Regions from separate parts of the Mus musculus genome. Here region 1 is linked to region 2. The links are chromatin loops, found by intact Hi-C in ENCODE. Cell type or tissue: heart. All regions are shown on one strand. Each heading gives the region's core, and the rest is flanking DNA. Links, peaks and the distances in the headings are about the cores only. Region 1 holds the start of Nckipsd (NCK interacting protein with SH3 domain). Region 2 holds the start of Uqcrc1 (ubiquinol-cytochrome c reductase core protein 1).

Evidence for each region. Hi-C counts contacts between places; a loop is a spot of excess contacts. Peaks named below come from ENCODE experiments on the same cell type or tissue, not always from the same donor. Only the 100,000 strongest peaks of a DNase experiment are listed, where the experiment ranks them.
Region 1: it touches region 2 in a loop (6-fold over the local background); 2 of 42 quality-filtered maps call a loop at or near these places.

What each region holds. Positions count from the first base shown.
Region 1 is chr9:108,804,384-108,819,660 of GRCm38, reverse strand. It overlaps Ip6k2 (inositol hexaphosphate kinase 2), which reads right to left. Exons shown (of 6, transcript NM_001379600.1): 5 at 14,944-15,119; 6 at 13,328-14,122. The coding sequence ends at 13,622. It overlaps Nckipsd (NCK interacting protein with SH3 domain), which reads right to left and starts at 11,281. Exons shown (of 13, transcript NM_030729.4): 1 at 11,007-11,281; 2 at 8,506-8,615; 3 at 7,908-8,112; 4 at 7,692-7,782; 5 at 6,952-7,442; 6 at 5,542-5,712; 7 at 5,310-5,396; 8 at 5,093-5,231; 9 at 4,914-4,994; 10 at 4,605-4,733; 11 at 4,409-4,501; 12 at 4,142-4,314; 13 at 1,295-2,119. The coding sequence starts at 11,177. The coding sequence ends at 1,916. In heart, for the core only: a CTCF peak has its summit at 11,385 (motif pointing left); DNase peaks (open chromatin) are centred at 9,730, 10,190, 11,320 and 12,660; H3K4me3 peaks cover 1,631 bases; H3K27ac peaks cover 1,066 bases.
Region 2 is chr9:108,928,963-108,944,593 of GRCm38, reverse strand. It overlaps Uqcrc1 (ubiquinol-cytochrome c reductase core protein 1), which reads right to left and starts at 7,946. Exons shown (of 13, transcript NM_025407.2): 1 at 7,807-7,946; 2 at 7,438-7,578; 3 at 2,424-2,510; 4 at 421-550. The coding sequence starts at 7,875. In heart, for the core only: a CTCF peak has its summit at 7,991 (motif pointing left); DNase peaks (open chromatin) are centred at 7,453 and 7,863; H3K4me3 peaks cover 1,549 bases; H3K27ac peaks cover 1,123 bases.

The sequences.
Region 1 (15,277 bases), core at 7,278-15,277, 130 kb after region 2:
TGGGAGTCTCCTGATGTGGGTGGTGGAATTGAACTAGAGTCCTCCCCAAGAATGTGAGTGCTCTTACTTTCTTAAGCACTGGGCCATCTCTTCACCTTCCACTTTAAATTGCATTTAATTATTTTGTGTGTTTGAGTGTACATAGGGACGTAGCACAGCACACCACGTGGAGGACAACTTGCAGTTGGTTCTTTCTGCCTCCCATGTGGACCTGGGGATTAAACTCAAGTGCGTGCCACCACACCTGGCTTTCTACACGGATGCTGAGAATCTAAACTCAGGCCTCCATGCTGGGGTGGCAAGCACTTTACCAGCTAAGTCATCTCTCCGGTCCCTGCCTTCAGCAGCCTACTACAGTCCTGCATGTGCAGATCTGTATGAGGAACAGAGCTGCAGTAAGAAGCGCCTCAAGAACCAGCCTTTGCTGCTGCCCATGGGCCCTCGTTGTTCCCTGACCACTCTTAGTAGAACTACTGTGCTGATCTGAGAGAGAACAGGCTTTTCTCTCTCTCTCTCTTTAAATCAGTCTCTGCCTCTAATGAAGTGGGAAGACACACTTAACTGCACCCTGGTTAACATATTCTTCCAGGATATAAAAATTATAAAATCCGCTGAGGTTTCAAAACAGAGGAATCATGGTGGACCAAATAACAAGAGGAAGGTAATCAAGCCAGCAGCATGCTCAGGGAGAGCAGAGCTGGGAGAGGTGCCTGCTCGGCCTAAGACCATGCAGGGAGCACGTGTGAGGCTCAGGCTCAGGCCACATCGTGTAAGAGGGAGGAGGGGGGGAGAGAAAGGGAGCACCGGACACTAGCTGGAACTGCGGGACTCCACAACTTTATTTTACTTGTATTTTTAGTGAGACAGGCTCTCACTGTACAGCCCTGGATGGCTGGAATTATGTAAACTAGGCTGAGTATGAGTATCTGTCTGTCTCTGCCTCCCAGGTGCTGGCATTAAAGGTGTGCACCACAGTGGCCAAGAAGATAAGAATGGAACCCAAAAGGGAAAGATACCTACAGGTGTGTCCCAGGGTGCGTGGCTGCCTGCCGCTGGGCCCTAGAGGAAGCACAGCAGGGAGGCCAGTCTGGTCAAGGACCATCACCTCTTTGGGCTGCAGATAGCAGTTTAAGCTGGAGCTGTGAGGTCCTGAGCCCCCGCCACCCTCCCCGTCGTCTCCCCGCATCATCATACAGGGAAGCCCAGCTCCTGGTGCCTGTAATTTATTTCTGAAGGTGAGCTGTAGTACATAGGAAAATACACATGGCTTTTGGCCTATTCTTTTTTTTTTTTCCAGAGAAAATAGATTCTATCATTGGCTTTCTCAGCACCATCATCCTGTTCCATGGGGCTGCAGGACGGATGGCCTGTCTCTAGGATCCCACTTTCAAGGCAACAGTCTGGCCAAGGCCTCTGGGGCTGAAAGCAGGGGGTCAGGGGACAGCAGTCCCTATGGGGGAAGGGCTGCACATGAGCAACACTCACTGCAAAGCTAAGGCAAAGAACAGAGCTGGCAGAAGGTGCCTCCCTCACCCTAAGGACATGGCTTGCTGAGGGTCAAGACTCAGACCAGACAGCAGGTAGGGATGGCAGCAGCCCAGCCTGGAGCAGCAGCAGGACTCTGGGTATGCACATGGGAGTGGGGGATGGGGGTGGCATGCTGAAGAGGCAGCCTACCAGCAAACAGAGGGTATTCAGCCTTGCGCATTTCCTCTGCCCCAATACAGTTCCCAGACTGTGGTCCCCAATCCTACATCTGGCCCCTTACCCTGACTCTCCTTTAGGTAAGGGGCCCGGCTCAGGTCCCTTCTAATCTTTTATCACCTCGCAGTGTCGGTGCAGAACATCCTTAGAGCCAAGCCCCTGAGTTCTCTGCACCCTCCCAGGGCTGCAGAGAAGGGAGTAAAGAGAAGTGCTAGCTGGGAACCTCTCCCAGGTCCGGGAATTCCTTGTACATCTCTTGGACAATCATACGGTCCATCTGGCACTGGGGTGAGGCCTCTTCCTCAGTCAGGATGCGCCGCAGTGTAGCCTGCAGGTCTGACAGCCGATGTCGGTGCTGCAGGTAGGGCGTGGAGCGGACCACAGCATGCATCAGGGAGAGGTACTCCATGCGTAGCTGTAGGAAGAGCAGCCTGGTTCAGCAACTCCTGGAATGGTACTGCAACTGCCCCCAGAGGGGGACTGACCACTACTGGCCAGTAGACTATGGGACAACAAAGCAGCTCACACTGCTCTATTTTACTCAACACTAAATGGCTCTCAAAGCTGTGGAGAAGAGAATGAATGAATCATTCCAGCCACGCATCCAGAGAATGTGGCTGCCCTGGTCTTGCCAGTCCTTTAGTGCCAGGTCGCCTAGGTACCATGTGTGTCAATCAGAGTCCTGGCTTCTCCACGTCTCTTGCCCCAGAAGATCTTAATTACACCCATGGCCTGAAACAACAATCTGCCCTCGTACATCTTATGCAGATCTTTCCTGAAAGCGCCCAGCAAGAATGTCTAATCGCCTGCCTGTCATCTTCTACTTATCTCAGTCACCTCAAATCCACACATCTGACACCAAACCCATCAGCTCCCCGTCATGTCTAAGGTACAGTGCGTCCCATGCTCGTTAGGAAGGAACCACTGTTCAATCAGTTGATCAATTGAGGCCTGGAACATACGTGTCCTCTTCGATTCACCTGTTTCCAACCCCCTGCTGACCTCTGCTTTCTGTCCTTATAGTACCACTGCCTATCTTCTGCCCTTGACCCTAAGCGGCCTGAGCAGCTGGTCTTGTGCCTTCTCTTCTGCTTGAAGCGCCTGCCCTTCCTGTCCTCATTAGAACAAGCAATAGAGTCCACCACTGGCCACCTCTGTCTCACCTGTGCACCTCCCAATCTCTGCAGCACATGGCTCTTTTCTCTATGCTTACTGGAGCCTTGCCCCAGACCAGGGCATGTCACAGCACCTCCCACCTTACAATACCCTGTCCCCGTTTTTCTGTTTCTCTGTACAGAAAATTGGTTACCTTCATTTATTGCTTCCAAGTCCTTTCCCATCTCCACTCTCCCAGTGGAGAAACTTAAAAATTTCTCAAACTTCCCATTCAGACCTGATTCCCTCCACCACACTGGCATTGCTTGCCAGTCACCACCGGCTTCCATGTGGCAAATTCAAAGACTAATTCTCCGCCCCGCCGAGAGCTCCTAACAGCGCAGTGCGGCTCCTCCCTGCACACACATGGTCTGTGGCTTGCTCTTGCTCACTTGGGTTTGTCCCTGAATTTGTCCTTAGCTGAGCCTGCGGAGTCACAGCTAATGCCTCTGCTGATTATACCATCAGATTCTGTCATGACTCCACACACAACCCCACGTCTCTAGTCTCAGTTCACTTGCTGCCTCCGGTGCCTTGGCACTTCAATGTCTTCTGAGTACTGTATTTTTTTAGTGCTAGGGACTGAAATCAGACCTCAGGTATGAAAGGAAAGTACTCTATCCACAGAGCTCTAGCCCCAGCACTGTCTAGCCCCAGCACTGGTCCTCAATCTTTTTTTTTTTTTTTTTTTTTTTAAATTTGGTTTTTCCAGACAGTTTCTCTGTGTAGCCCTGGCTGCCCTGAAACTTGATCTGCAGACCAGGCTGGCTTCCAGGCTGGCTTCAAACTCACAGAGATCCGGCTGCCTCTGCCTCCTGAGCGCTGGGACTAAAGGCGTGCGCCACCACTGCCTGGCTTGTCCTTAATCTTGACTCCTTCAAAGCACAACTGTTATCTTTCCCTAAGAAGTTCTTTGGGCCTCTTCCATTAACCATCTTCTATCCACCTACCTGCTCAAAACCAATCCCAAAGCAGGCTCTTCCGGGCCCACTTGCAACACACCCAAGCCTGGCCTACTTCACCACCCACTCCTGCCCCGGGCTTCCTGGCTTCCACTCTGCTCTCACAGGAAGGCAGTGTCTCTTCCTCTTCTGAAAAGCGATTCCAGCTCGCCTCAGACATCCTGCTCCAGTCTGCCACATACACGGCTGGCTGCCATGTCCTGGTTTCCGAGTAGTCTTCCACACTCACTTGGCCCTGGCAGCGGCAGCCCTGCCCCCTCATCTGCACTCAATGTCATAGTCACCCCTTTTGGTTAAGCTGCTGTGCGGCCCCCAGGCACCTTGTCTCCAGGTGACAGGTCTGCGATCTGGCGCACAGTGATGTCAATAAGCGCCATCATGTCTGTGTGGTAGAAGATGGCGGCTGTGGCAGAGCTGCTGAACACATCCTGCAGGAACTTGAGGACAGAGTGTGGTGGCTGGGGCTCATGTCTGAAGATACGCACAGGGTCGTCTAGAAGACAGGGGTTCACAGGAGTCAGAGGAGGGCACGTGACAGAGTCAAGTGTGTACGCAAGCGGCACCCATGCAGACTTCTAGGCTCTCACCCCCTCTGTTCAGAAGCAGAAGCAGCTTCTCAGAGAAGATCTTCACATTGGTGTGTCTGCTCAAGGCAGCCATGATGACATTCTGCTCAGGAGCTGCGGAGAGACGTGGATGGAGACAGGTAAGAGTGTAGGCACAGAAGCCCGCGAAGCCCGAAAAGCCCACTGCTCAGCTGCCTTCCAGATGGCCCCACCCCACCTGTCAGGTGCAGGTTGAGAGCCAGAAGCAGGTTCATGCAGAGGTCTGGCAGCTGCTCCGTGGTGTCCATTGGAAGGCCATCCTCAACGATGCTTAGTAGGAACTGGGCAAAGGGTGTACCCAGGTGTTCTAAAAGAGTAGCATAAGGAAATCTACAAATCCAACTTTTGCTCCCCATACGATCCAGCCTCCCTGGCTTTCTGTGAGCCTAAGAACACCATCTCTAGTCAGTAGGTCTTCAGGCCCTGGAGAGACGCATGGTTCTTACCTCTGGGGCCTTGTGCCCACTGCTTAGGGTTTGATTCTTACCATAGTGTGCGTAGGGTACCGCCTCTCCCATGGAGAAGACCATGGCCAGGACGAGGGCAGAGTAACAGAGCTTCTGGTGGTCTGGGGGTGGGGGGTAAGGAAGGAGTCAGCAAGGCCAGGGATCCCCGGCAGACGGTGAAAACAGCCTCCGAGTGGTAAGGAGGGCCACCCCACCTCACCCTGCGTGTCGGTCTGCATGTCCCGTGCCAATTCCACAGGCAGCACGGAAGACACCAGAGTGGAGATGATCGCTGCATCTAGGCTGCACATGGCACCGAAACACTTGAGGAGCAGCAGCCGTAGAGACGCTCGGTGTTCCTGGCAGAAGAACCCGTGTGCTAAGTGCCCTTACGTCTGCCCACATGCCTCTGTGCCCCTCCCTTGTCTTATACATACCATTTGGTAATAGGCCACCAAGGCTAGGACAGACTCAAAATCACTCCTTTTGCACATTTTCTTGCAAACTTCGGGATCTGCATCCGTCTGGAGGGAAGAGAAAGAGTGAGAGTCACCCAGTGTGAGGTGAGCATGCATGAGCAGAAGTGACCTAATGGCTGAAGGGTGATGGTCCAGGGGAGGCTCACTGCTCCCACGCCGGCAGGCCCGAGGGTCCGTCCCTGCCCCATACCAGGATGTGCAGCAGTTCTTCCAGATAGCAGCGGATGACGTCCTCGTCCTCGTACAGCGCCCAGCTGCGCTGCTGGGCGTCATCCTTTCTTCGAGCCAGGTCTGCAAAAATCACTTCCAGTCTCTGCTGGTCGTGGCAGACCTGCCCTGAGGGTAGGGCTGTGCTCAGGTCCTGTGGGGAGAAGGCAGGGTATGACTCAGTAAGACCTCTGCACACCACCAGCTCCAGGAAGCCTCCAAGACCTGGCCCCTCTAAGCTTAGCATTCTTTGAACTGAGGTCCCACAAAATTTACACTGTGTAGGCCAACTCCAGTTTCCACCTCCTGGTACAAGACTCTGCTCAAGGCTCAGCTGTGGGAATTCCCAACATCCCAGCTCCCACCCTGGAACTTGCTGAGCAGCTCCCAAGAGGCAGGAACGAACTCTGTCACTCCTTGAATGTGACTCAGGATCCATCCTCATCCCATTCCACACAATGTGACACCAGGCCTGTCATACTAGACACTAGCTGCTATGCTCAGCATAGGCACACAAAACACTGGCCTACTGCCCTCTACTCACTCCAACCAGATATCATAGGTGGAGCCTAAGTACCACCTTTGGCCCACTCAAACCCTATCGTAGTCAGGACTCACTACCGCGTTCCTTCTCCTAATGAGTGACCTACTTTTTTTTTTTTTCTCAGAGACACAGTTTCTCTGGCTGTCCTAGAATTTGCATTGTAAACCAAGATGGCCTCAAACCCAGAGAGCCACCTGCCTCTGCCTCCTGAGTGCTGGTATTAAAGGCGTGCAGCACCAGACCTAACACCAGTACCCTAACCTTGAGAAACGACCACAGTCATCTTGAAATGCCCACGTCACTCACTACCATCCAAGCTGGCACCTAAACCACTATCAAAACTAAGCAAGCGTCCATAGTTAACCAAGCCCCCTTTTCTCTACACCGTCAAGGCTGGCAAGGCACTGATCTCTCACCCCATGCTGTCTCGCTTCTTTCCCTGCATCCGGAATCACAGAAGGAGCACCAGTGGGAAACCCCTCCAGGTGATGGGAAGCTTCCCCTAGTCCCATCTCATCCTGGTCTCCCTTATCACCTGCCTTAGGCTCACCGGCTCCCACACTGCCTCTGATGCAGATATGCCATCCACCTTCTTCCTTCCTGTGAGCCATGCTTGGTCCTGTCTCTTGTTCCTTATAAGCTGAGTCTCTGTCTAGAACGTTCTTCCTCCCTTTCTCCTTCATGGGTCAACTCAAATGACTCTAGGACCCAGCACAGTAAAAGCCAAGGGCCAGAGCTTGACAAATACCTGTCACACAGCCTGGACAAAGGCGTGAGGGCAGGAGCGGGGTGGGATTAGCAGGCTGCCTGAGGGTGGGAAGGCTCCTTGGCCATGCTGCCCACCCTCACCTTGCCTTCTACCAGCGAGAGGAGGACCTGCTCCATGATAGGTGAGCTGGCTGGCACGGTGGCCTGGATGTGACCCACCACGACGCCGATGGCTACACGGCATAACTCATGGCTTAGACCGGTGTTTCTCCGCACGAGTTCCATCAGCTCTGCCCCAATGGTCCTTGGCACAACTGTCTCAGCGGCTGCCTTCTCCTCTGTGGTCTCTGGGCTCAGGGCATCCTGAGCTTCCAAGTCATCAGGGGTTGAGTTTGTCTCAGCTGCCACCTCCTCCGTAGGGGGCTCAGGGGATGGTGCCTTGGAGGGAGAGGGCTGGGGCTGGGACACAGTAGTGTGGGCCCCTCGGCGAGGTACCGGCGGGGGTGTGGGTGAGCAGCTGGGACCTAGCTCAGAGGGGCTGGAGCCAGTATAGAGTGTGTCCATGGAGGTGCTGCTGGCTGATGAGCCACTAGACACAGAACTACCTCCAGAGGGTATGGCTGTGCGGCCACCTGTGAACAAGAAGTAAAAGCTATGCTGGGGCAGCCTGTTGGGGAGCACCAAGCTTCTTGGCCTAGAGAACCTGACCCTAGTACAAGACCTAGTTCCTCTGTTAGGCCCTATCTCCTCACCAAGCCTGGAGGCCCCAAACAAACTCTATATTTACCCCATTCAGAGCTCCCATTTGCCCAACATGGGCAGAGCAACCATTCCAAGCGCAGGGTACTCCCATCCCAACTACCCAAGCCTGGCCCTCTCACCACTCCCTGAGATCACCAGGGCCTCACGGTCTCGGCGCTTCACCGGTGGGGGTGGGGTGGTAGGAGCTGCTCGTCGAGGCTGTGGTGGAACCTGAGAGAACAGAATTGAGATCTAGGGGAAGACAGCTGCTAGCTGCACCTGAGCAGACCCCTTGGGCCTCTGGATGAAGTCTTAGTCCCAGACACCTCCTTCTAAAAGATACCCTTACTCCATACCTGGTAGAGGGCTCCATCTGTCCCAAGATGCTCAGAACTGGGCAGGCTATGCTGCCGTTCAAACCCAGTTCGACACACCCCATTGGGCTGTCTAGATACAGCAGCGTCCAAATGGTGGTCACTGGTGGATGGGGTCATAACCGTAGCACTGGAAGCTGAGGTGCCTCTTCGAGACAAGGTTTCTTTCCGGTGATGGATAAGCTTCCTAATAGAGAGACAAACAGACCATGATGGGAAGGCTCCTCTCTACACCCAAAGTACACACACACATGCATACAACACACATGCATGCACACACAAATGCATGCACACACATGCATGCACACACATGCATGCACACACATACACACACACACATGCATGCACATACTCTCACACACATATACACTTTCTCTCATATATACACTTTAAAATAAATCTTTTTTTAAACCCCCTGCGGGATTCTGGGACCTCACAGTACAGGCTCCTCATCGTCCATCTTTCCCATCATTCATCCCACTCTGTGGAACCTCGCACTAACCCTAGTACTGCCTCCAGTGTCTCTGGCCCCACCAACACGCTCAAGGGAAGGTATTACCTCCACTTCCCAGATACTCACTGAAGGACTCCACGCTGTTCCAGGCTGTACTTGCCGCCATCTCGCATGGCTGTGTTGTGCACAGCCTCAATGGCACGGTCAATAGCTTGGAGGACATCTTGTTCCATGCCCTAAAGGTAGGTGGGTAGTTAGACCTGGGTGCCAAGTGGGATTGGTCAGCCCAGACCCAGCCCAATCTGGAACTAGCCTAGAATTCTGGACACTAGAAGACAGCCAAAATGGAATACAGAATGAAGTGGTCAAATCGTGTTACCTGGGACTCTGTGATGGTATTTTATAGTTTACATTTAGGGGCTTGCATACACAGGCTCTCGGCAAAGACAATTCTAAAAACCTATAGAGAGAAACCATAGGAATCCCAGATTGGGACCAGGAGTCCAAACCTAGTCTCTCCCTGGGCTTGGCTCAGAGCCCAGCATGAGATGCCAAAAGGGAAGACTCTCATGTCTGGGATCCCTAATCAGTCACTCTGGATGCTGCTCCTTCACAAAGCCAAGGTCACACTCCAAAACAGCCCTGTCCCCACAGGGACCTTCCCACCCACAGGGACCTTCCCAAGCGCTGGGAGGTAAAAACGGGTCAAAAGGACCTCCCTTCCTTCCACCCTCCCAAGCTGTCCCGCCACTTTTTCAGACCACCTTTGGGAAGGCACTCTGCTTCTGACAAAGGAGGGACTTGAGAGACTGGCCTGATTCCTGCCTGTGTGGCCGTCCTCAGTAACCCAGGAGTCCGTTCTACCCCACTGTCTGGCATGGAGGGAGGTGTGGATTACAGCGGTGGGGTTGGCCAGCTGCGGGACAGGAACCCCAGAACAGACCTAAGCACACATTAGGGTACAGTCCCGTTTGTTTTAGTTGGCTGGGTGGCTGGTCTTTTGAGATGAGAATCTCTGCAGCTCAAGCTGGTTTGGAAGTGGCTATGTGGCCCAGGGCTGGCCTGGAGCTCAAGGTACTCTTCCCGAAGCCTCAGACTGTACACATAAGTCACCGTGTTTAGTTCCGGAGTGAGTTTAAGAGGCTTCCCTGGATAGGGCCAAATAAATATAGGGGTCAGCAAAGTCCTTCAGATGGCAGAAGGTGTGTGGGCGGGGCAGGGAGAGACAGCAACAGCGACAGAAAGGGAAAGTTTTGAAAAAGAAGGGCAAACACCAGGTGGAGTAAAAATGAGACAGAAATTCGCAGTCGGGGGAACTGAGACTAGGGGTATGACGAAAGAAACAGGAAGTGATCCGAGAAAGATCTTTCCTTCCCAAACCCTCCAGCCCCACTGACCCTGGCTAGAGCAGAGGCTCCACAGGGCCTGACAAAGAGGCAGGGCTTCCTCAAAGTCTCCAAAGAGACCTGGGTGCTCAAAAAGCTGAGCTGGGTGTGACACAGTTTAGATTTTTCTCACCTGAACACCTCTAGAGGAGACTGAGAGTCTGTGAGGAGGACCCTAGAACCAAGGGTCCCTCGTCTTTAGCAAGACCAGATGACATTTCCAAATTTATCACAGTATTTCTGTCCTTAACTGGGCTGGGACAGGATGTTTCCATAGCTAGGGACTATGAGTCTGGAATAGCCCAGACTGCCCTGGGTCCCCTTCCTCCTGCAGTCAGAATAGGCTAGCTGGAGACACTGCAGCAGGACTACTCTTGAGCAAACAGGAACTGGAGCAGGCTCCACTGGAAGGGGACCAGGCCATCTTCAGAACGGGAAACCATGAAGGAGGCTCACTTCCTCACAGTGTGGACAGCTCCCATTCCAGGATGGAGCGCCCAGATTTCAGAGGAAGGAAACCAGAGAAGTCAGGAGTGGAGGCTTGGGAGAAGTGGGGGCTGTGCCAGGGAACCTTGTCTATCAGCAGGGGCCAGGGGCCTTGGTTCCTGAAGGGTTGGGGAATTGTCCTTGGGGAGAGCTTGATAGGTGGGCGGGTTCGGGATACAGAGATACTACAGGAATTGGGACTCGCATAAGGGACAGGAATGCCTGTGGCTCTGGGGTCCAAGTGTGTGGGTGGGGTGGGGACTAAGAACCTGGAGGGTGGTTGAGGAAACAGGTGGTGTATGAGGTGGCACAGTCAGTGGTGGGCACGGTGATCTTTACAGTTAAAGGTGGAGGCTACAGATTGATGGGAGATGGGCATCCTAGGGATTCAGGAAAGGGGAACGAATAGGGTTTGGAGGTCTAAGGGACTTGGATAATGAATGGACTGGAAGTCTCTGGATCCAGCTCGAGAATTCAATGCAGATGGAGGCTCTGATTATCGATGACAGAGAGTCCCTGTTCCAGAATTAAGCTTTTCACGGGCCTGCGGTTAAATGTCAAAGGCCTAGTCTCGGGTGGGTGTTGACGGCCCTTCCGGAGGGGTCTCAGTCCTTACGGCTCTTGGGACTTAAGGTCAGAGTCTCAACCTCCTTGTCTGGTAGAAGTCCCGAAGAATCTGACTGAGCTTCCTGGATCGGTTCTGCGTGCTGGTGAAGGGGTTCGGTCGAGAGGCCTGGGACGGAGGGACACACTCACCTGCAGGCGATGCAGGTAGGCAGGCGGCACGTACCCGGTCTCGCCACTGCGCGCCCGTGCTGCTAACCACCAGTGCGTGCTGCTGCGCTCCAGCACCAGGAAGGTCTCGCCTGCAGCGAACGCCATGGCGTTCGGCTCCGCGGAGCGGAACGCATACAGCGCGCGGTACATGAGGCCGGGCCGGGCCGGGCCGCGAAGCGCCGGGGCTGGGTACGCGACGAAGGTTGCGGTGCCGGGAAGCCAGGCCCTGAGTGCCGCGCCGCCCGGCGCTTGCCCCGCCCCGCCCCGTGACACGCCGCGCGTGCGCATGCGCGACCGCCGGAACCCCGCCCCAGGAGCGAGTCGGCTCCAGTATTGGAGCGCCGCGCCCCCTCGCGGCCGAGAGAGGTTTGGCGGGGCGGGGTGGGAGTCTCCAGTTCCTTCAGGCCTCAGACTCCAGTCAGCTGACTTAGGGTCCTAACTCCCTCTCCCTGGCTTTCCTCCTCCTTTCCCAGCTCAGGTGCAAGCGCTGCGTTCCTTCCCACCTCCTGATGAAGGATGCTTATAGCCAGTGCGTCCCTGGGGACGGGGATATGGTGTTTTGCTTTGAGGAATCCTGATCAGACATTTGGAAGTTCTTTCTGGGGAGGGGTCTCCCCAGCGCATCTAGGCCTCACAGTGCCTTAGTACAAAGTCCCTACTCTGTCGCTGAGGTGGTGGACAAGTGTGGAGGGCAAGGGACAAAACCAGGTTGTACTGTCCAGAATGCATCTTTGCTACCCACCACATATACACTCCCTTCATATATACTGGCTTCTTTCCTATCTTGAGTCTTGCATCTGTTCTATTTGAACACTCCCTTCTGGACCACGCCCCAACTTGTCAATGACTATCCTTTTGCCATTTTTGTTGTTACAAAAGGATTTAAGTCTATGACCTAAGGTCATATTTACTCATAACGAATCAAACTGCGTGTATACATGCATCTCCTGTTTTAAAAGGCTGTCTGTTACCAACCCTGTCCTGCCCCAACATCACAAATGGCACTGGGGAAAAAAAATGGTTAGGGCAGAAGGCTGATAGGGTAGGGACTGAACACATGAGGTTTAAAAAGCATGTTTTGAGTTCTGAATGGTGGCATGATCCCAGCATCCAGGAGGCAGAGCTGTAGAAAGCCAAGATCAAGACCAGCCTGGGCTTCATAGTAAGAATCCGTCTCAAAGAAAGAAAAAGCATCCCTGACCTTCAGTTTAATATTCAGCCTAGCCATCCACATCTTTGAAATCCTTGGCATCCCTCGGTCGTAGTGAAGAAGGCCTAAAGGATCCTTGCATACTCTCCACTAATCTAAGGAGCACAGGATATACACACCATCAGACAATGTTCCAAGGCAAGGTCTCACTGTGTAGTTTTGGCTGTTCTGGAACCATGTAGACCAGGCTGGCCTTAAATCCAATGATCCATCTGCCTTTGCCTCCCAAATGCTGGGACTTAGGGCAGGTGCCACCACACCTGGCTTTTTCCCCCTAAAGACAAGGTCACACTAGCAGCACCAACTGGCCTGAAACTAACAGCAATCCAACTCCCTCTGCCTGAGTACTTAGATGAGCCAGACTACACCTAGACTTCGCTAATCTATTTTTAGGCATGGTGGAGGTAGGCCCAGTGGGATGTGGGGAGCTGCCAGAAGGCTCAGCCAAGACAAGAACTTGATATCCAGACCCTGGCTTTATCAAATGTTTCTGCCAATTTTTGGCAGTGCACACACACACACACACACACACACACACACACACACACACACACTTACAGAAGCTTTCAGGCACAAAGTAGTGGTAGCTCTTTGGAGCTATGCTGACTGGTCTTTGTAAAGGATGAAGCTGGTGTGATTATGGGACTGCTGAGTAGGAGTGGTAGCAGGTGTTGAAGCCAAGACTGTCCATGGCTACCAACAGACCAGAGACTTGTGGCTACTTGAAACCCCACCATGGGGTCCAGGATATCTGAATTACTATGGCCAGCCAATTAATTTCTTGCTGCCAGTTACCAAGGAGAAATAAAAAGCTGGACCCAAACAAGGGTTGGAGCACCTGTTGTCCAGCTTCTCCTTATGCTGCACAGGGCCATGGGAAAGCCTATACCAATTGTACTTTTGTGTAAGGGTGGTAGAGACCAAGCCAGCACAAACCACAGTGACCTGACTAAGTAGTGCTAGACTGGGACACTTTAGACAAAGCCAAGTCTTTGTAATGAGTGGGTGCCAGGCCTAGGAGACCACAAGGCAAGGCTTCTGCAGGCTGGGAGGAGTCTGCATGCTTAGAAAGAACGACAGCAGCACTGTATACAATAAACAAAACATCTGTATTAGAACATTTACACTCAGGGAAGAAAGAGGTATCTGCATCATCAAATGTGGAATGTTGAAGAAACAGTTAAAATAAATAAAAGGCTCTGAGCACGTCTGGGGCCGGCTCAGGCTGGAGGCGGGGGGGGGGGGGGGGGAGGGGGTCACAGGGGCCACTGTCTATCAGCTCCAGGCTGCAGAGGCCAACACCTAGCCATACTGGCCTGCTTCCCGACAGCACAGCTGTAGGGGGACACAAAGAGTCTCTCAGGTCCTGGAATAGCCAGAAAGCTCACTCCCCACTCTCCTCACTTATCTCTGTGACAATGTCTATCAGGCTCTGCAGCCCAAAGATATAGCCAGCATCCTGGCCCTCATGCACCACACTGTCCTCGCCATACAGCCTGCAGGTGGTGTGTGCAAAGTCAATCATGCGCACGTCCACTGAGCTGGCACCGATGGGCTTGTAGGCATAGGCACCGGCAGACTCATCAGCCGACTCTTCGGAGAGGTCCTCCAAGTCCTCAGCATCTGAGTCCAGGGTCACTTCTGGCCACTCCTTGCCATCATAGATGACCAGTAGGGAACTTGAATAGAAGCGGTAGGATTCCTGTCGCTCCAACACGGCCTTGAGCTCAGTTAGCTTCTTGAGCACAGGGCCCAGGAGCTCACGGCGCAGGTACCGCCCATTGTGAAAGAACTGGAAAAGCGCCTCCTTGAAGCCCTGCACCGAAAGCTTCCGCCCATGGTACTTGTTCATGAACATGAGCTGCCCAGTGCCCGCCTGGTACACCTGTGAGAAAGACCAGCAAGTCAGGGTCAAAGGGCCATTTCAAAACCTACCCATTGGGTGAACACAGGCGATGCGACTGGCTGTTGAGTAGGTCCCATCACCTAGGTTCAGTCACTGTACTCAAGTCCCCAGTTCTGCAACTAGATCAACAGAAGTGGCTTAACTTTGTATCCTAGTATATGAACACATACTATAGACTCAGCCATCCAGACTGGCCTCAGGGGCTCAAGTAGGTATACATGCTTTCTTTTTTAACCAGAAAACAACAAATTCAGCGAAGGCCAAACCTAGAGTTTGCTTCTTTTTACTTTGTAATTTTTTTTTTTAAGCTGAGCCTGGGCATGGTGGCGCATGCCTTTAATCCCAGCATTTGGGAGGCAGAGGCAGGTCGATTTCGGAGTTCGAGGCCAGCCTGGTCTACAAAGTGAGTTCCAGGACAGCCAGGGCTACACAGAGAAACCTTGTCTCAAAAAACCAAAATAAATAAATAATGTAAAAAGCTGGAGATCAAACCCAGGGCATATGTATACAAGGCAAACGCTCCACCCTTGAGCTAATCTTCAGGCAGCTCAAGTGTTTTGTTTTGGATTCTGGGTACTGAACCTACAGCCTCATGCATTCTGGGTGCACTCTCTATTGAGCTGTATCCCTACTAAGTCTGTTTGCTGTATTAAATAAAGCATACTGAATAGATGAAGGGCAAGTGGGGGAGGCTGAGTGGGAGGAGTTCCAAGGGGGAAGTATTCCAAATGTGAACTTTCAAGAGCATTTCAGAATACTACGTCATAGTGGACACCTTCATAGTATCTGAGCACACTCACCTGCATGCCGCACACTCGAACACCGATGACCGCAGACGTGCTCTGCTGACATTTTCGGATCTGGTTAGCTGCTTTTTCCTCCGAAGCATCATCGCCATGCTGGCGTGTGCCCATCTTGAGGTCCAGGACACAAGGTACCTCATAGCGGGAAGTCAGGTTCTCCAGTAAGATGAATTCTGAGTGGTTAAGGGCAATAGCCAGAAGGAAGTATCGGCACATAGTGACTCAAGAAGCCTAGGCCTGCAGGACACTCACCCATTAGTTGTACTGTCTCCCTTGGAGGGAGTTCGGGGGAGGAGAGGTCTGAGGCACCCCTGCTGATTTGTCAGGAAAC
Region 2 (15,631 bases), core at 4,467-12,466:
ACAGCTAGGGGTAGAGTGAGCTCAAAGCCAACGTGGGGCACATAATGGTCTGTTGTCTCAAAAAACTGAAGAGCTGACTCAATGAGTAAGGGCATTTGCTTCTAAGCCGCATAAACCCAGTCTGCGTGCCAGAATCCACATGGCACAAAGAAGGAACAGACTCCTGCAAGTTACCTGTGACCACACACACCAACGCACACACAGGATTTAAACAGTTTAAAAACCGACATATTTAGGTGCCAGTAGAGATAATGTCGGTGTAAAATCCTAAGCCTGGCACCTCCCATTGTTGTACACTTGCAACAAGGCCACAGCCCCATGGGTAAGTCCAATTCTGCAGACAGTCCTAGAGCTCTTAGGAGCCTGGCTTCTGCATTCCTGGAGACCTGCCCCGTGCCCACAGCTTCTTCCAGGCGTTACCTTTTGGCAGGTCCTTGGACAGTGCCTTGATGAGGTAAGCAGTGTGCTCTCGAGTGCTGTAGGCATTAAGATGAGCCCCAATACTCTCTACCTCCTTCTCTAAGGCATTGCCAGGCCGATTCTTTGTTCCCTGGAATCAGACATCAAGAGGACCAATCAAGAGCTAAAGAGATGGCTCAGTGGCTAAGTCACTTGGATCCAGGTTCCATTCCCAGCACCCACATAGTGGCTCACAACCATCCACAACCCCAGTTCCAGGGGACACAATAGGTAAGCACATGGTATACAGGAGATACAATAGGTAAGCACATGGTATACAGGAGACACAATAGGTAAGCACATGGTATACAGGAGATACAATAGGTAAGCACATGGTATACAGGAGATACAATAGGTAAGCACATGGTATACAGGAGATACAATAGGTAAGCACGTGGTATACAGGAGATACAATAGGTAAGCACGTGGTATACAGGAGATACAATAGGTAAGCACATGGTATACAGGAGACACAATAGGTAAGCACATGGTATACAGGAGACACAATAGGTAAGCACATGGTATACAGGAGATACAATAGGTAAGTACATGGTATACAGGAGATACAATAGGTAAGTACATGGTATACAGGAGATACAATAGGTAAGCACATGGTATACAGGAGATACAATAGGTAAGCACATGGTATACAGGAGACACAATAGGTAAGCACATGGTATACAGGAGATACAATAGGTAAGCACATGGTATACAGGAGACACAATAGGTAAGCACATGGTATACAGGAGATACAATAGGTAAGCACATGGTATACAGGAGATACAATAGGTAAGTACATGGTATACAGGAGATTCAATAGGTAAGTACATGGTATACAGGAGATACAATAGGTAAGCACATGGTATACATCCAACCAGGAGTCACAGCATACAGGGGCCCGCCTTCAATGCGCTCCTATGAAACCCAATATATACCTCCTTCAGCAGTCTGTATTCATTACATTAAACAGGCCCTCAGCTGAGCAGACAGCATCATGGACCAATGGATGGAGACAGTCAGTGACAGGAGAAACAGCACAGCTGCAACAAGTGTTGCCTAGCAACCAGAGCTACCCAACAGCCTATCTTTTCCAGCACTCCATGTTCTCTTTACCTACAGCCATGGTCAGATAATCTCCACACCTGTGCCCCACCATGCTACTCATGTAGTTAGCAGTCACTTCTGTAAACTGGACCTAGTCCAATGTGTGTGCAAGGCACGTTACACCTGCACAAGTGTCTGTGACAACACACCTGGATGGGTTGTTGATTCTGGCTCCACATCCCTCCACACTATATATTTGCCTCAACTTTTTTGCCACTTACAAACAAATAAAAAACCACACACAGGCCTCTACATTCTAACTATGGGTTGTAGGTAATCTACACAGAGTGACATTTTACAAGCAAGAAAGCATTACCACGCCTGCAAGTTTGTTATAATGCATATGCTTACATGTGCGAGTTCATTAAGTCCTCCACGTGCTCAGGCACATGACAAACCTAGTCTGATAAGGTTAGTTTTAACCACCAACTTGACACAACCTAGAGTCACTGTGGAGAATCTCAAGGAGGGACTACTTAAATTAGGGTACTCTATGGGAATCGCCATTCTCTAGAGAGCAGGCCCTAAACGATCTAAGACTGAAGACAGCTAGATGGGCATAAAGCAGCAGGCAGGCAGGCAGGCAGGCATCCTTGCAGCCAGTGTCTCTGTCCTTCACTGTGGATGTGATGTGACTGCTGTTCTAAGTTCCAGCCTCTGTATTTCCCTGCTGTGATAAACTGACCTTACACAGGGCTCATCAGATAAGCACTCACTCACAAGAACTTTTGGCTCCTTCCAGAAGGGCAGCCTGAGACCATGCCCCTAAAGGTCCCCAATCAGGAGACTAATTTTTAGATCGTTGGCCTTTGAGACAGGAAGCCCTAATCTGAGGGAAACATGGACTTTATGAGACTTACCTTGAAAGCCAGATGTTCCAAAAAGTAGCCTGCTCCATTGTTCTTCTCAGTCTCATAGCGACTGCCAGCGTCAATCCACACTCCCACCTGGACAAGAGAGCACCCACAAAAGGAACCAGCCATCAGTCTAGCTCCTGGTCATACCCTGAGTAACAACACAGGTTTCACGTAAGCCCTCATTGATGGTAATGTGGGGGAGAGCTGCTCCATTAAGACTCCTACAATCAGAGGGACAAGAGGGTCACAGATATGGGGAAGGAGCCAAACGACTAATCATACTGCCACACCTCTTTTACCTGCCCTATTCCCTCACGGGTTATCAGAAACATCCAGGAGCATTTCTGGTGCTAATCTTTGAAGCATCTGGCCTTGAACTCACAGAAATCCCCCTGCCTTATTTTCTTTTAAAACTAATTTATTTTTATGTACATTAGTGTTTTGTTTTTGTTTTTGTTTGCTTGTTTGTTTTGGTTTTTTGAGACAGGGTTTCTCTGTATAGCTCTGGCTGTCTGGGAACTCACTCTGTAGACCAGGCTGGCCTCGAACTCAGAAATATGCCTGCCTCTGCCTCCCAAGTGCTGGGATTGAAGGTGTGCACTACCACGCCTGGCTTGTACACTGGTGTTTTGATTGCATGTATAGCGGTGTGCAGGTGTCGGATCCCCCTGAGACAGGAGTTGCAGATTGTTGTGAGCTGCCATGTGGGTGCTGGGACTTGAACCCGGGTCTTCTGGGAGAGCAGCCAGTGCTGGTCACCACTGAGCCATCTCTTCAACCCTGCTAGCATGCCTTATTTTCAACTGCACCCATTTACCTGGTTCAACAACTATAATTTTTAGTTAATCTATTTTCTTCTGTGCATGAAGCCATCATTTGCAGACAACAGTTTGTTTTCTACATTTTAAGAATCTTGTGCTAGCTAGGTGTGGTGTCCCACACCTGTAACCCTAGCACTCTAGAAGGCAGAAGCAGGATTATGAGTTCAAGGTTAGCCTTTCCAACACAGCAAGACCCTGTCTCAAATACAAAACAATACAAAACAAAACAAAACCCAATATCCTACCCCTTGCCTTTGTTCTGATGGTTTTATTCTTTTATCTGTAGAGGAAGCTACTGGCTTAGCTACTTTGTATTTCATCATTTTAAGAAGGTACTGAAACAGGGTGTGGTGGAAAAACACTATTAATCCTCCCAGAGGCAGGTTCCAGGCCAGCCAGTTACATAGTGGGACCTTGTCTCCAGAACAAAGAGGAAGGCGACTTTCATAGTAAGACCCTATAAGGATGGCCCCATGATCCAGTAACTTCTCCACATGGATCTCGCCACGTTGCTAAGCTGGTCCTGAACTTCTGTGTCAAAGCAACCTTCATCTCTTAACCTCTCAGACATGTGTGACTACAGGCACATACCACAGTGCCTGGCTTCAGTACCACTCCATCGTATTTCAGCAGTGGTGATTACATGCAAAGCCCCATGAATATTTAGCAATTACTTTATCACTGATGTATACTTTTAGACCTAAAAGAAGTTTCAGTCGCTTATATATTTAACATATTAAATGTGGGGCTGGTAAGATGGCTCAGCAGGTAAAAGCAATGACTGCTCTTCAGAAGGTCCTGAGTTCAAATTCCAGGAACCACACAAACACATGGTGGGCTCACAACCATGGGAAATGAGATCTGACCCCTCTTCCGGTGCATCTGAAAACAGCTACAGTGTAACTAGTTATAACAATAAATAAATCTTAAAAAAAAAAAAAAAAGGCTAGAGAGATGGCTCAGCAGTTAAGAGCACAGACTGTTCTTCTAAAGATCCTGAGTGTAATTCCCAGCAACCACGTGGTGGTTCACAACCATCTGTAATGGGATCTGATGCCCTCTTCTGGTATGTCTGAAGACAGCTACTCATATACATAAATAAAATTAAAAACAAACAAACAAAAAAACATATTAAATGCTAAGTGTCCTCCTTCCACCCAATGTAAGTATCTTAAGTGGGGATATGCCATGAGTATGTGCACACTAGTAAGTGTCTGTGGAGAGCCCTTGGAGCTGGAGTTCCAGTCAATCAGGAGCCACTTGAAGTGGGTGCTGGGAACAGAACTCGAGTCTTCTGCAAAGGCAATGCAAGCCTTTAACTCACGAGCTAGCTCTACACACACATATCCTCACCATGCTCCAGAAGAGCAATGTTAACATTCCTTTCAATGTTTGAGACATGATCTCACCCTGGCTGGCCTTGAACTAAGAGAGAGACAGGGTGCAATACAGCTCATATATGATGCCCAGATCATCATTCAGTAGTGATTATGGCCATGAACTCCTGATCCTTCTGCCCCCACCTCTCAAGCAATAGGATTACAAGCATGCAAGACTCAATCGTGACCACTCCCCTGCCATGCTGTGACGCACACTACTTCCCCACATGGTGGTCACAGCTAACTTAAACCTCTCACAGGCTTTGCAAGCAGATGCTTATACCTCACTGTGTCAGGTCACCTCAGATAAGCGTGCCCTCTACTGTGTGTGTGAATGTATGTGACCTGTATGTGAACATGGTGGCCAGAAGGTACACCGCATTCTCCAAAGCTGGACACTTGCAGGACTCCCACCTTGTCCCCTAAGCGCTGGGCTGTGGACTCCAGCTCTTCTGATTGCACAGCCAGTGCCTCTAACCACTGAGCCATCTCTCTAGCCCCAAACCTTCACCTTAAGTCTATCATCTTAGTCTACAACCCACAGTATCCTTTGACTTTTAACCATCCTTTCTTTGTAATGGAAGCATAATCACGGTACCACAGCACCTGTGGAATAGAGCAGGACTTCCTAAGCTTCATTAGTAGGTTCTGAGTCTACTCATGTAGGTTCCACACATCAAGGAAATTACCTCCCGCCATATCCTATGTTTGATAACAATTATATCACAAGTCATTATTTGTTCCTAGAAAAAGGAAAGAATCAGATAACAAAAACATATAACCCTAGGCAGGCAGTGGTGCACACACCTTTACTCATAACATTCAGGAATCAGGAGCAGGCAGATCTCTGTGAGTTTGAGGCTAACCTGATCTACAGAGAGTGCCAGAACACTAGAGTGCCAGGGCTACATAGAGAAACTCTGTATTAAAAAACTATAAAACAAAACAATTTAGCCCTACTAAGTGTGTTGGGAGGATTGGTTCTTGGGAGTTTTCTCACACACCTAGTAAAGATTTCAATTCTTGACTCCATTTTGAAGATTTCCAACTTCTACATTCATTATTTTATGTGGATGAGTGTTTTGCCTACGTGTATGTATATGCGTGCCTATGGAGGTCAGATCCATAGAGGGTACAGGATCCCTTGGGACTGGAGTTACAGCTGGCTGTGAGCCACTGCGTGGGTGCTGGGAATTGAAGCCAGGTCCTCTGAAAGAGAACAAGTACTATAAACCAGAGTCAATTCTCCTGGCCAATTTGCAATTTTAAATAAAGTATTTGTGTTTCTGTGTACCAGCGTACACAGGTACCCAGAGAAGCCAGAAGAAAGTGTCAGATCTCCTGGAGCTGGAGTTACAGGTGGTTAGAAGTTGCCCAATAAAGGTGCTGGGAACTGAAATCTGGTCCTGTGCAAGAGCGGCCAGCCCTCCTAACCAAAGAGCATCCAATTCACTGTAATCTTCAAAGGTACTCTTTGTCTTCCTTCAGTGCTATAAAGCTCATGGCTTTCCACTCAGTAGGCAAAGGCTCCACCCAAGTTACATTTCCCAGTCTTTCAGAGGCATTTCTTTCGTGTGTGCAAGTGCCACACATACATGCGTGTGCACACTCCACCACACAAATATCTGCGGAGGGCAGAGGAAACTGGGTGCTTTTTCTGATTACTCTAAATCTTTTGTTTTTTGTTTTAAGAATCCTTACTTCTGAGCTAGGCATTGGAGGCTCATGCCTTTCTTCCCAGCACTTGGGGAGCAGAGGCAGATGGATCTCCGAGTTCGAGGCCTGCCTGCTCTACAGAGTGAGCTCCAGGACAGCCAGGACGACACAGAGAAACCCTATCTTAAAAAAGAAAAAAAAAAAAAAAAAAAAGGAGAAAAAAAATTTTTATTTTTACGTATGTGTACGTGGGATGGTGAGACTGTGTAGGGTTAGGAACCGCTCTTCCACAGGACCCAGGTTCAATTCCCAGCACCCTCACGGTGGCTCACAACCACCTGTAACTCCAGTTCTGTTTTTTTTTTTTTAGATTTGTTTATTTATTTATTTATTTATTATATGTAAGTACACTGTAGCTGTCTTCAGACGCACCAGAAGAGGGCATCAGATCTCATTACGGGTGGTTGTGAGCCACCATGTGGTTGCTGGGATTTGAACTCCGGACCTTCGGAAGAGCAGTCGGGTGCTCTTACCCACTGAGCCATCTCACCAGCCCTCTGGGGGTTCTAATATCCTTTTCCAACCTCCAAGGGCATTATGTACAGACATGGTGCACATACACACATGTAAGCCACTCGTGTAGGTAAAAGTAAGACCGGCTTAGACACACTAGTCTCCACCCCTCAGAGTATTGGTGTTAGACCTAAATCACAACACTGAGGACTCCAAATTCAGATACCCATGTTTGAGTACCAAGCTCTTTACCCACTGGGCCATCTTCCCCGTCCTTCAGAGGCATTTCTTGAAGTGTATTCCTGGCTACGTCTACAAATTACATAGCCTAGGTGGTGAGTCTAACAGACCTGGATGTCTTTCTGTAAATAACCTAAAGTCTGTGAAATCTCATTCTTTTTCGTGGCAAGAGAATAATCTCTTCTCTCGGGGAGGTAGAACGAAAAGCTGGAGGAGAGAATTCGGCCCCGTCTTTGGCAAGCACCATAATGTTGGCTGCCGGGTTAAGGCAGGGTTGAAGTCAGGTACAGGGATAAGCCCCGGCAGTAAGCCAGTCTCCACCCAAAACATGTAAGACTGGAGCCCAAGGTCACATCCCAACCTGGGACAACACGGCGGGCCTCACCTAGAGGACTGGCGCACACTTACCGTGCAGGTAGCATGCGAGGACTGCTCCGAGGCCACACGCAGCCCGTTGTCCAAGATGCTGACCTGGGTCTCCGGCACGCTCTGGAGGGCCTGGGCGAAGGTTGCGGTACCCCGCAAGGCAGGTAACCTCAGCAGGGCCGGCTAAAGGGAGAAGGCGACCATTGCAAGAACTGCTCGCCAAGCCTCTGGGACCTCGGCTCTCAAACCCAAGCCAGAGCAGATAACCATCCCCGCCCTCCGCCATGACCTTCCCACGGCCCTGACCCCCGCGACCTCCCCACTCCGACCCGCCACTGCTGAGACAGCCTGCTCCTCATCTGTGTACGAAAGCCCTGGGCCCTGCAGCCCAACGTCTCACTGCCACCTCACCGAGCGGCGGGTGCGAAGTAGCACTTGCGTCCCGGAGCAGGCCGCTCGGCAGACTGCGGACGCCGCCATCTTCTAACTTCCGTCAGTGTAGAGCCGCGCTGCGCATGCGCAGAGCGGAGTCTGAGGCGCAAGCGCTGTAAGGAAGACTTGGTGCTCAGTCGCCCCCTGTTGGGCAGCAAGTACGTTAGCAAGAATTGATCGCATGTAGTCATTTGGTCCGTGTGCCTCTAGGATCTTCGGGACATTTATCAACCTGCGAGGGAGGGGCCCTTCATCTGGTCCCATCTGAGACAGGTTCTATTCATCACCTTCTTCCACCTGAGGGAGGCGGTATGCAACTGTGGGAGATGCATTGTACGCCAGCAGCAGCTCTGAAACCTGGAGGGCAGTGGCTAGGCACAATTGAGCCCAAGGGCTAAAGCACTTGCCTGTCTGTGCAAGAAGGTGTCCACTAAAGTTAGTTTAAAAGAATAAAATATGCTTAAATGGTTGACTTGAAAGACGTTTAATAATATATTGCCAAATATATAGCACTTGGGAAATGGAGACACAGAAGAATCAGGAGTTCAAGGACATCCTCCTCTCTTGTGTAAGGAGTTCAAAACTACCCTGGGTTGTGTAAGACAGTGTCTCCAAAACGTAAGAAAAAAAACGTGTGTATGAAAAGAGGAACAATGTAGAGGTAATTTGTGGAATAGGGCTCCTTGTTTGGAATAAAATAACTAAGCAAAAAAGTTTTTTCTATTTTGTGATTATTTCAAAACTTTTTGTTTACTTTTTTTCTTAATTTTTTATTATTTAAATGCATTTTATACATCAAACATATTAATAATGTTGAGTACTTTGAGAATCAAATAATCCATAAATTTTTTTCAACTTTTATATTCATATCCTTTCATACCCTAAAATATCATTAATGAATATTTAATACTATCCATAACTGAGGATCCTATATCTAATGTTGAATACTAAATTGTTTCAAAACATGCAAAATATTCTTTGGGAGTTAAGCATAGTAAAAGAGCATAAAATATTAAAAATTAATCATTAAGAAATATATTCATGAGTTCGAGGCCAGCCTGGTCTACAAAGTGAGTTCCAGGACAGCCAGGGCTACACAGAGAAACCCTGTTTCAACAAAACAAAACAATAAAAAATGAGTTACAGGGACAAAGTTTGGAGTAGAGACTAAAGGAATGACCATCCAGAGACTGCCCCACCTGGGGATCCATCCCATAAACAACCACCAAACCCAGACACGATTGCGGATGCCAACAAGAGCTTGCTGGCAGGAGCCTGATAACGCTGTCTCCTGAAAGGCTCTCCCAGTGCTTGACAAATACAGAAGTGGATGCTCACAGCCATCTATTGGATGCGAAGCACAGGGTCCCCAATGAAGGAGCTGGAGAAAGGACCCAAGGAGCTGAAGGGGTTTGCAGCCCCATAGGAGAAACAATTATATGAACTAGCCAGTACTCCCCAGAGCTTCCTGGGACTAAATCACCAATCAAAGAAACCACATGGTGGGACTCATGGCTCTAGCTGCATATATAGCAGAGAATGGCCTAGTCGGACATCAATGGGAGGAGAGGCCCTTGGTCCTGTGACGGTTCTATGCCCCAGTATAGGGGAATGCCAGGGCCAGGAAGCAGGAGTGGGTGGGTTGAGAAGCAGGGGGAGCGGGGAGTGGATAGGGGGTTTTCAGACGGGAAACTAGGAAAGGGTATAATATTTGAAGTGTAAATAAAGAAAATATCTAATAAAAATAAAAACATATATATGTGTGTGTGTGTGTGTATGTGTGTTCAAAAGCCCTTATATGATACCACCTGACATAGTGAGAGAGTATTTAAAATGCATTATATATCTGTGTACATTGTCTAACAACCAGTTTACTTAAAAAAAATTATCAGTGTTTGTAGGAGAGAAATTATTTTACCATTAAGTATATTTTAAAATTTTCAAAATGGCAAAAACTCTTTGAAGTTAAACATTAAGAAAATGCTAATTTCAAGCACAGTGAGAAAAATTATCAATAATAAAAAAAAAACTATCTGAAATCAGATAAAAGATCCTTTGTGTGTATTGATTAACATTTTGTGGACCAAAAGTACGATTTAGAGAGGAAAATAAAGTGAAATAAAATCTTCTTTGCTGCTGGATAAGGTAGTAAGCGCCTTTAATCCCAGTGCTCAGGAGGCAGAGGTAACTAAGCCTTGTGCAGCATTCCAGGCTAGCCTGGTCTGCACAGTGAGCCAGGGATCTATAGTGAAGGCCTGTCGCAGGCACACAAAGGAAAAAACAAAAAACAAACCTAACTTACCTGCTTCCTTTTCTTGGAGAGACTGGGTCATGTGTAGCCCAAGCTGGCCTCAAATTCACTTTGAAGCCTTGGATAACCTGAACTTCTGATCCTTCTACCTCCCCCTCCCAGGTAATAGGATCATAGGTAAGGACCACCAGCTGCTTTCTGTGGTGCTGAGCAGTAAAACCAGGTTCTCACAAACACTAGGCAAATGCTACCAACTTAGTCACACTGTTAGCTCTCTTTCAGCTTTCTGAAAACATGATTTTTAGTTTAAGATTATTTTTATCTATTACTTGTGTGTGCGCACATGATATATGCATGTGTGGGGGATGTCCCCACATGTGTTCAAAGTTCAAAGAACAACACTGGGGTCTCTGTTCTCTCCTTCCACCTTTGCATAGATTCCAGGCGTCAAATTCGGGTCACCTGGTTTGTACAGAAAGCGCCTTTGCTACGGAGCCATTTTTAGAGCAGCTTTATTCTTAAGGAACTGTGAGCAGATGGTATAGACGTTCCTCATGCTCTTCGAGAGCATTAGCAAGCCGCTCCCTTTACCGACATCGTACCTTCGTACAGCTCACCTATTACTATTAGCAGGCCATTATTAGTTAGTTATTAACTAAAGTCCATAGTTTGCACGGATTTCCTTGAGTTGTTGTTGTTGTTGTTGTTTTAACCTAGTGTCCTTTTTCTAACTCAGGACAGTACATTACATTTGCCTGTCTTAGGCTTCACTGGTTTGTAATTCAGTGTGTTTTGTTTTTAACCATTCCAGACTTTCAATTTAATGCTATAATAATAATAATAATAATAGTAATAATAATAGTGTATCCTTTGGAAGCCTGTGTAAGACAGCCATAAACAATGATCAACTGGGCCTTCCTTCACAGGCTTTGTACGATCGAAAGCCCTGAAAGGAAACAGTTGCATCCTGTATTCTGTTCCACGTTACTCACAATCATCACCCATTCAGCTCACGGTTAAACAGCCTATTAATTTCGTCATCCAAATTAGAGGTGCCTTTCAGCTATTTCAATATGAATGAAAGACATTTAAAAGATTTGTTTTTGTTTTTGTTTTTCGAGACAGGGTTTTTCTGTACAGCCCTGTTTGTCCTGGAACTCACTTTGTAAACCAGGCTGGCCTCGAACTCAGAAATCCACCTGCCTCTGCCTCCCAAGTGCTGGGATTAAAGGCGTGCGCCACGAGCATCCAGCTAAAAGATCATTTTCTAACAGAATGTCTCTTTGTAGTGGTTTAAAATCTGGATATTTGACATTTCTTGCATCATTACATCATTAGGACTCATGGATGTTGTCTTTTCAGAGTTTTGGTTTTATTGTTTCTAATGTGTATGAGGCTTTGCTTGTATGGAGGCCAGAAGAGGGCATTAAATCCCCTGGCACTGGAGTTGTAGACAGTTGTGAGCCGCCATGTGGGTGCCGGAAACTGAATGGGGGTTCTTTGTAAGAGCAGGAAGTGCTCCTAACCGATGAGCCATCTCTCCAGCCTCTTGTGGAGTTTTGTTTTTTAAAATATCTATGCTGATGAGATGGCTCATCAGGTAAGAGCACCTGACCGCTCTTCCAAAGGTCCTGAGTTCAAATCCCAGCAACCACATGGTGGCTCACAACCATCTGTAATGAGATCTGACTCCCTCTTCTGGTGTGTCTGAAGACAGCTACAGTGTACTTACATATACTTACATATAATAAATACATAAATCTAAAAAAAAAAGCATTAAAAATTTTTGTTTTCGCTTTATGTGTCTCTGGTGTTTTGATTACGTGTATGTATGTGTACCATGTATTCTGGTATTCTTGGAGGCCAGAACCAGGAATCAGGGAAAAGAGTAAAAGGTTGTTAACTTTCATGTGGGTGCTGGGAACTGGACCAGATCCTCTGCAAGAGCAGCCAAGGTTCTTAGCCACCCAGACATCTTTCCAGGTCCGTGGTGTTTGTGTGTTTGTTTGTTTGTTTGTTTGTTAGTTAAATAAATTACTGGGCCACTGAGCTGGCTAAGTGAGTGGTGGCGCTTGCTGCTAAACCAAATCACCCAGATGTAATCCCTAGGATTCACACTGGCGGCAGGAGAGAACTGACTCCACAAAGTTGTTCTCAGACCTCTACATGCGCACAAATTCGTAAGTATAGAAACAAATAAACAAAAATAAATACTAGGGGGCTGGAGAGATGGCTCAGCGGTTAAGAGCACTGACTGTTCTTCTGAAGGTCCTGAGTTCAAATCCCAGCAACCACTTGGTGGCTCACAACCATCCATAATGAGATCTGATGCCCTCTTCTGGAGTGTCTGAAGACAGCTACAGTGTACTTACATATAACAAATAAATAAATATTTTTAAATAAATAAATAAATATTAAAACATTATCACTTACCAGGCTGAGACATGGTTCGATGGTAGTGTATACAAGGCCCTATGTTCAGTCCCTAGCATCGCATGAGAAAATTGGATTTGCTTATTTGTTATAAGGTTTCAGCTGGGCACAGTGGTGTGTGACTTTAATTCCAGCACTCAGGAGACAGAGGCACTTGGATCTCTGTGGGTTCGAGGCCAGTCTGAGCTACATAGTGAGTTCCAGGATAGCTAAAGCTACATAGTGAGATCCTATTTCAGAGTAAGATGGAGAGGAAGGGAGAGGGAAAGGGAGAGGGAGAGGGGGAGGGGGAGGGAGAGGGGAGAGGGGAAGGAGAGGAGGGGGGAGGGGGAGGGAGGATCACTATGTAGCTCTGACTAACCAGGAGCTTGCTATGTAGACTGGCTTGCCTTGCACTGACAGAGATCCACCTGCCTTTGCCTCTTCAGTGGTGGGACTGGAGGTCTGGGCCTCCATGACTGACTAAAGAAACTATGTTTAAAGTAAGCAATGCTATAATTATTTGTCATTATACAAGAACAAACATTCCTTTGTGTCCATTTACCCCGCCCCCAAATCTGAATTCCCACACCTGTGTTCATTACTTTGTAACTGGATCCTGTGTTGAAAAGAGTAAAAGGAAAGAAAATGTTTAAGAGTCAGACATGCTCTTCGCCTTAGGACCATCTCTGGCATTCAGACTTCTGCTCCATGAGAACAGACAGAGTGGAGAAAGAGCCAATGTGCAGGCTAATGCACAAAGCAAGAGAGATGAGGCAGAAGCCCAGGTAAACTGGCTTGTTACTCAAGATGCTCCAGGGCAGAAACAAGGAATTCTGGGGGTTTGAGATGCTAATAAAAGTTGTCTCAGTGGATCTGGAACTTGTACCAGATCTTCGATGCCAACCTGTGAAAGTGTCACCTTGCTTGCAAGTGAAAAAGAACCTGTTGGTCCTCTGCCCTGGACCCGCTGCATTCAGTTCTCATTTGTGCCCAAGTGTAATCGATGCAATAAACCATCTCTTCTGCTGTCTCAGTGGAAGAATTAAAAACAAACAAATATGTAGGTGCCTTGCGTGATCAGTATGTGGACTATCACAATGATAAGAGCTTACCAGAAATATGAAAACAGGTCATTACTCAGATCCCAGGGAGGGAGAACATCTGACGTGGTAAACACCAGACTCCTGGGAGGACCACGAAACGCCCAAGTCCAGAGGGCGTTCTCCAAGAGGTGCAGTGTGAACTTGACTAGGAAAATGGATCGTTAGCATATCGGTCATTATCTTTGGAGGAAATTGGCTGAAGTGAGACCTTCTTCCACAGACATTACCGTCTCTGGTTTGGCGAATCTGGCTTTTGATTTATGGAGGGACTCCTTGTCGCCTCTTCCTGTCTGCTTGGGCTACAGATGGCCCTCCATGCACACCCAACTTTCTAGATTCTGGGTATCCGAACTCCGACCTGAACATTTCCAGGAACTGCTTCACTCATTACAAGGAAGGGAGGTGGTGATCCAAGTTCCAGGAGACAACTTTTACCAGCATTTCAGACTTCCGCCATTGATTCTTTCTGCTCTGAGGCATCTTGGGTGACAAGCTCTGGCACTCTGACCCAACTCTGGTTTTGTGCACTTGTTTTCTTTATGCCCTCCCTCAATATCTGTTTTCTTTCCCATAATTTGGTTTCATTCATTTTTAGATTTATTTTTAATTATGTGTTAAGTATGCATTATGTGTATCACCTAAGGGTGATGGATCCCCTGAGGTTGTAGTTACAGACACTTGTGAGCCACCTAATATGGGTGCTAAGAACCAAACTCCTTTGTAATAGCAACACACAGATACACGCACACAGAGCCCTGCACATACATATGCAAACACACATATATACATGGGGCGGGAGGAGGGTATATGTTTGGGTCCAGCCCTTGTGAAGCGGAAGCAGACAAACCACTGGAAGTTCAAGGCTGTCCTGGTCTACATAGGGAGTTCCAGGGCCAGCTAGAGCTTCTAAGCAAGATCTTGTCTTAAAAAAGAAGCTGAGTGATGGGATTTCATGCCATTACTCCCAGCACATTGGAGGCAGAGCAGGCTCGTCTCTGTGAGTTTGAGGACAGCCTGGTCTACAGAGTGAGTTCCAGGCAGAGAAACCCTATCTCAAAAAAAAGCAAAAGGAGAATAAAAATCTCAGGAGTATCCCTGGCTCTTCACCCTCATAATCTATGCTTGGTCCATCAGCAAATTCTCTCCCATATTAAGAATGACTTTTATTTAATTTTTAAATTTAACTTTCTTTATGTGCATTGGTGTGGGGGTGTCAGATCTCCTGGCACTGGTTGCCACAGACAGTTGTGAGCAGCCATGTGGGTGCTGGGAACTGAACCCGGGTCCTCTGGAGGAGCAGCCAGTGCTCTTAACCGCTGAGCCATCTCTCGGGCCCCCTTACTTAATTTTTTTTTGAGACAAAGTTTCAAAAATAGTTACCTTACTGTCTATATCTCCAGTTCCAGGGACCTGACCACCTCCTCTGACCTTTCCAGGCATCAGGTATGGAAACAGTGCACAGAAAAGGATAATAAATATATTTTTAAAAAACTCTGACTGCTCTTCTAGAGGTCATGAGTTCAAATCCCAGCCACCACATGGTGGCTCACAACCATCTGTAATGAGATCTGACGCCCTGTTCTGGGGTGTCTGAAGATAACTACAGTGTACGTATACATAATAAATAAATATTTTTAAAAAGGAACTCATTAAAAAACAGAAAAAATGTGGCACAATAGAGGCTATTGCTTTCGGGTAACTAACCATTTTCTGATAGGAATTGGGTCCATAACTCTGAGTCTGTAACTTGCTCAAAACTCTGTGGGGCTGGAGAGCTGGCTCAGCAGTTAAGAGAGCTTGCGGCTCTTGCAGAGGACCTGGGTTGGATTTCTAGGACCCATAAGGTGCCTTACAACCATTTGTAATTCCAGTTCCAGGGGAGACAATGCCTTTTCTGACCAATTTGAGCAACAGGAACACGCATGGCACACAAACATACTTGTAGGCAAAACACATATGCATATAATATAAAATAAATCTTATTTTTAAAAGCCCATGACTAAGCTGGGTATGATGGCATAGACCTCTAATTCCA